Regions from separate parts of the Homo sapiens genome. Here region 1 is linked to region 2. Evidence: read pairs that join two places in POLR2A ChIA-PET (ENCODE). Cell type or tissue: Panc1. All regions are shown on one strand. Each heading gives the region's core, and the rest is flanking DNA. Links, peaks and the distances in the headings are about the cores only.

The links. ChIA-PET counts read pairs that join two places held together with the same protein. Peaks named below come from ENCODE experiments on the same cell type or tissue, not always from the same donor. Only the 100,000 strongest peaks of a DNase experiment are listed, where the experiment ranks them.
Region 1: POLR2A ChIA-PET joins it to region 2 with 8 read pairs; 2 of 35 experiments call an interaction of 5 or more read pairs at or near these places.

What each region holds. Positions count from the first base shown.
Region 1 is chr2:55,537,584-55,540,515 of GRCh38, forward strand. CFAP36 (cilia and flagella associated protein 36) reads left to right here. Exons shown (of 10, transcript NM_080667.7): 7 at 1-2. Among named protein-coding and RNA genes, the nearest start is that of CFAP36, 19 kb to the left of the region's middle. In Panc1, for the core only: no CTCF peak of the experiment used is centred there; no DNase peak of the experiment used is centred there.
Region 2 is chr2:55,362,872-55,365,803 of GRCh38, forward strand. It overlaps CCDC88A (coiled-coil domain containing 88A), which reads right to left. Exons shown (of 33, transcript NM_001365480.1): 6 at 1,079-1,162. Among named protein-coding and RNA genes, the nearest start is that of CCDC88A, 56 kb to the right of the region's middle. In Panc1, for the core only: no CTCF peak of the experiment used is centred there; a DNase peak (open chromatin) is centred at 1,500; H3K27ac peaks cover 791 bases.

The sequences.
Region 1 (2,932 bases), core at 297-2,796, 170 kb after region 2:
AGGTAAGGTTGAGGTGTACTGAACTTTCTCTAATAATATGAATACATAAACACCATATAGAATGTGCCACTTTCTCATACTTATTTAACTTCAAAAGCCCTGGGAGGGAGTATTGAATGTCTTTGGTATTTAACGTTCTTTGTGAATTTGGTTAAAGAGGTTGCAGACGAGATACTGACCTGAAAGAGAGCGTATAGTCCTCAAGTTTCCGTGTAAAGCCTGGAACCCAGAGTAGAGAGCAAAACTCCTTGAGGGAGTAACTAGCCTTTGTGCATGACTGCAGCTTACAAGAGAGGTTCACATAACATTTGGTATTCTCTTCCATGCTTACAGTTGTATGGTATTTGTTAGTGAGAAGCTGAACTTGGAAAGATAATATTAAATTTCTTTTCCAATGAATTAAGTACAGCTAGAAAATAAGAGGTAGCCATTTTGTCCAGATATTTGGTCAGAAATCATATCTTTGAAATCAAAATTTATAGGAATCCTTGTAGGAAATACTAGTGGATGACCTTTTCAACATGTGGCAAATCTATTCTCAATATGAACTGATTTTCTATATAAGAAAACAAGTAATTCTGAAACAGAAATTATGGTCATGAATTCAGTTCATTTTATTATGGATTCCTATGGTTTTAAATAAATGTCCTTTTCTCAATTAAAAAAATATACTCTGTGAGGTAGATATTATAATCCTTGTTTTTCTTTTATCTTTTTTTTTTTTTTTTGAGTCAGAGTTTTGCTGTTGTTGCCCAGGCTAGAGTGCAATGGTGTGATCTCGGCTCACCATAACCTCCACTTCCTGGGTTCAAGTGATTCTCCTGCCTTAGCCTCCTGAGTAGCTGGGATTACAGGCAGGCACCACCACGCCCAGCTAATTTTATATATTTAGTAGAGATGGGGTTTCTACATGTTGGTCAGGCTGGTCTCGAACTCCCAACCTTAGGTGATCTGCTTGCCTTGGCCTCCCAAAGTGCTGGGATTACAGGCATGAGCCACTGTGCCTGGCTACTCTTATCTTTTTTAAAAAAATTATTTTTGTTGAGTCGGGTGTTGCTGTGTTGCCCAGGCTGGGTCTCAAACTCCTGGCCTCAAGTGATCCTCCTGCCTCAGCCTCCCAAAGCACTAGGATTATAGGCATGAGCCACTGTACCCATCCCTTCTTTTTTTTTTTTTTAAAGAAATTCAAGGAAGCTGAGCGACTTGTCCAAGATCACCGAACTCTTCAATGGTGAAATTATGACTTACCTTGGTCTTCTGACACTAAATATATTCTTCTAAACCTTAGTTTAGAAGAACTTCTATAATTGAGATTAGTGTGATGTTTACCCATTAATTTTTTAATGTAAGTTGGAGAACACCTTTCTTTAATATGCCTAATTTAAGCTGTTTTAGGTTCACAGTAAAATTGAGCAGAAGGTACAGAGATTTCCCCCATATAGTCCCTGCCCTAGTACATGCCTAGCCTCTCCCATTATCGACCCCCTCAAAAGTAGTACATTTGTTACGTTGGTGAACCTTCCTTGACACAACATTACCAACCAAAGAGCATAGTTTACATTAGGGTTCACTCTTGCTATTGTATATTCTGTGGATTTTGACAAATGTATGATGACATGCATTCACCATTATAGTATCATGTAGTATACAGTTTCATTGCCCTAAAAATTCTTTGTGCTCTGCCTATTCATCCTTCCCACCTCCTAGCCCATGGCAACCACTGATCTTTTACTGTTTCCACAGTTTTGCCTTTTCTAGAATGTCATATAGTTGAAATCATACAGTAGTACGTAGCCTTTTCAGATTGGCTTCTTTCACTTAGTAATAATCCATTTAAGATTTCTCCATGTCTTGTCATGGCTTTGTAGCTCATTTCTTTTTAGTGCTGAATAATATTCCATTGTCTGGATGTGCCACGGTTTGTTTATTCATTTATCTGCTGAAGAAAATCTTGGTTGCTTCCAAGTTTTGACAATTATGAATAAAGCTGCTATAAACATCAGTGTGCAGGTTTTTGTTTGGACATAGCTTTCAGCTCCTTTGGGTAAATACCAATGAGCATGATTGTTATATCTTACAGTAAGAGTATGTTTAGTTTTGTAAGAAAGTGCCAAACTGTGTTCTAAAGCGGCTATACCATTTTGCATTTCCATAGCAGTGAATGAGCGTTCTTGTTGCATCCTTGCCAGCATTTGGTGTTGTCAGTGTTCTGGATTTGGAGTATTCTAGTAGGTGTGTAGTGGTATCTCATTGTTGTTTTATTTGCATTTCCCTGATGACATGATGTGGAGCATCTTTTCATATGCTTGTCATCTATGTATCTTCTTTGGTGATGAGTCTGTTAAGGTTTTTGACCCATTATATTTGTTGGGTTGTTTGTTTTCTTTTTGTTAATTGGGTTCATTTTCTTATTGTTGAATTTTAAGTGTTCTTTGTATATTTTGAATAACAGTCCTTTATCAGATGTGTCTTCTGAAAATATTTTCTTCCAGTCTGTGGCTTGTCTTCTCATCCTCTTGATACTGTCTTTTACATAGCAGAAATTTTAATGAAGTTCAGCTTATTAATTATGTCTTTCATAGGGTGTGCCTTTGGTGTTGTATCAAAAAAGTCATCACCATACCCAAGGTCACCTAAATTTCCTCCTATGTTATCTTCTAGGATTTTTATAGTTTTACATTTTACATTTAGGTCTGTGATCTATTTTGAATTATTTTTTGTGAAGGGTGTAAAGTTTGTGTCTAGATTCATATTTTTTCTTTCAGATGTCCATTTTCCTTTCCTCACCGTATTGCCTTTGCTCCTTTGTCAAAGATAAATTGATTATATTTATGTGAGTTTATTTCTGGGCTCTCTATTATGTTCTGTTGATCTATTTCTCCATTCTTTTGCAAATACCACACTCTCTTGATTACTGTAGTTTGAAGTCTCC
Region 2 (2,932 bases), core at 210-2,709:
TTATAGATTCTGAAGATGACACTGTCACAGAAGCTTAGGAGAAAGGATTACCAATATAAAGATCTTGAAAAGAATGGAAAAGTTATATAAGTGCCTTCCATTTCTCAGTGTAATTCTAATAACTTGCTTTAACTTTCATAACAAACAGCAAAAATAATTACACTTCCAAGGATGGTGGCAAATTCAGTAACTTGCAATACTTAGCATTTATTCAGAATAAAACAAATCCATATAACTAGCATAAAGCAAGTATGTCTCTATAATGGGAGACTACCTATAAAACTACATCTTGTAAAGTACTAATATGCTTATTGTTGATAATAATGTTACTGATAAGAAATCTGGGCTTTACAAATGCTAAATAAGAGAAAAGATGTCCTATGGAACACAAAAGTCTTTTGAACAAAGAATATTTTAAATACTACCAATTTTCACTATAAAAAATTTTCTTTTCCCTTTTCTAATCAACATGTAAAATTTAACATACTAATTCTAAAGTGTCTTTATAAGATTAAAAGCCCAAGAATAGACAGACATAGAAACAGCAGCTTTTAAAATGAATCTTAACAAATTTTAATTTCAATTATTTGACACTGCACAATATGCCCTAGACTTAAGTTTTTATATGAATGCTACAAATCATTAATGTGTTTATAATTCAAGTAATATCTTTAATAAAAATTATGCATCTATTCTTTCAAAAGAAAATCAATGGAATAATACTAAGCTTGTCATCTTACCTCACTATCGTTTTGAATTACAAGCAGTGTTCCACTTTCTGCTGTTTCCATTTACTGCTTTGTAATCCATTCTAACAAAGACATATACCTCATTCCTCAAATAACACTTTCTGCCTATGTCACTATAGAATAAAGGCAAGAGTATATTTGTAGTTAACAGTGTGCCAAGTGTAAGAAACTATCTCTAAAGAGAAGACAATTTGTATAAAAGCAGGGTCCATCTATATTTGTTGATTTGTTCTTGCTTATTCTATGACTTTGAAGTATTTTAGGAGATAGACAAATAAACACACCACAAGCTTCATAAATAGCACGTAAAATTGTATATATGTCATTACCTCTTGAATATGTGCGGCAACCGCTGCTTTTGTATCAAAATCTAAACCTTGAATTCTTTCAATAAATTCCTCTTTTTTCTGACACTAAAATAAATGAATAAAATAGTTATTCATACTTTATAGGGTATGGTCCTTAAAATGTTATATATAACTAAAACTTTATGAGGTTTGCTATATTTTGAAAAGTATAGTAAGAGTTTTGTTTTGCATTTAAATTGTCCAACATACTTACCTAATAAACAACAATTTAGAAATAATTATTTTAAAAAGCAAGGCACTGAAAATCCATACTATTTTTATGCTGGAAAGTTCTAAAGTGGGAAACCATTACACAACCCATCTGAGGTTAGCACAATATTATTATGCTAACTTTACACACAGAGAAGTAAAGAATCAAGAACTTGTTTCAGTGAGGATAAGTTACTTGCCAAAAAACACAGTGAGTCAGTGGCAGAATTCGGAATACAGCCAAAATGCTCAGTCAGTCCCTGACTATTACCAAACAACACAGCCTTTCTTCTTGGAAAAAAAATTTAAGCAATTTTTACTTCAAGCTTACAATTCATTCTCACATCTTCATCCTATCAAGCTTAATAAAAGAAACCCACTTTTGTGGCCCAGTTCAACATTTATAACATAATCTAATAAATATTTGATTTGTTTCTAACAGAGCAAAGTTACCAGAGGCAAACTTAAAAAATATATACATGAGTACACACGTAACCAAATGGAATAAAGGGGGTAATTCTTTATTGTGTAACTTTTAAAAAGCTTTATATAAATTAAAAATATTAAAATGCAAAACAATCTTTTCCTTCCAGTCAGCATTAACAATTTAACATGCATTTTAATCTCCACCTTCACCTACATCTCTAATGCTGCAAACCAACTGCTAGTATCACTGTATTCTTACAGCTAACAAATGCAAAGTGCCTACAAAATAGACAGCACTGCCTTGTCTAACTTAGATGCATCTCCTGGGCCAATTACTGAACTACTAGTGAGGACAATATAGTCACAAAATTACAAACTAGCTCTTTGATCATGAAACTTATAAGGCTCTGATTTATGCTTTACGTGTTTATTTTATCAAACTGTAATGCTATATTTTCTACTACTATACAATTTAAATACACTTCCATCAATGCAGAAAGTTCTATATCTTGTAAACACAGAATTATTAGGATAATAAAATGGTTAAAACTAAATTACCAGAAATGTATAATTCCTAGCTGTGATTAGGAAGTCAGAGTTTTGGGTGGATGGAATAAAACTTAGTGGGTTTAAACTCAAGAATTTTTTTCTAGCAAATAATACTTGACAGGCCTTGTAAGAACAATTAAGAATTACGTTCTAATCATAAATTCATAGCATATATAACATAATTAACTTTTCAGGTATAGTAACATCAATTTTAAAATTTAACACTACCAAAATTGTTGACCTACACAGTTTCTGAACCTATCAGAACACAAAACAGCATAATTATTATCAAAGGTAATGACTATGACTCACCAAAGAGTTCCTTAATTCAACTGCCGTATCTTTCTCTGCCTTCAGTTTAGACTAAATAGATATACTTCCCTTTTCTAAGCCAGAGCCACTTGTTTTTTACTTGTACTATCTTTAGGAGCTCGTCCTTTAGCACAATCTCAACACAAATCAATGAAAATTTTCCCTTTACTCTTGTAACACACACGATTTCTACTAAATCTCACACCTTAATTTAACTCTTAGAAGCTAAGCATTCTCAAAATGTTTTATAAACAGGTTGGGCTTCCCTAAGGATACAGAATAAATTTCATAGGCTTTTGAAGGCTAAAAAAGAGAAAGACTGTCAAGATGGAAAAAAGA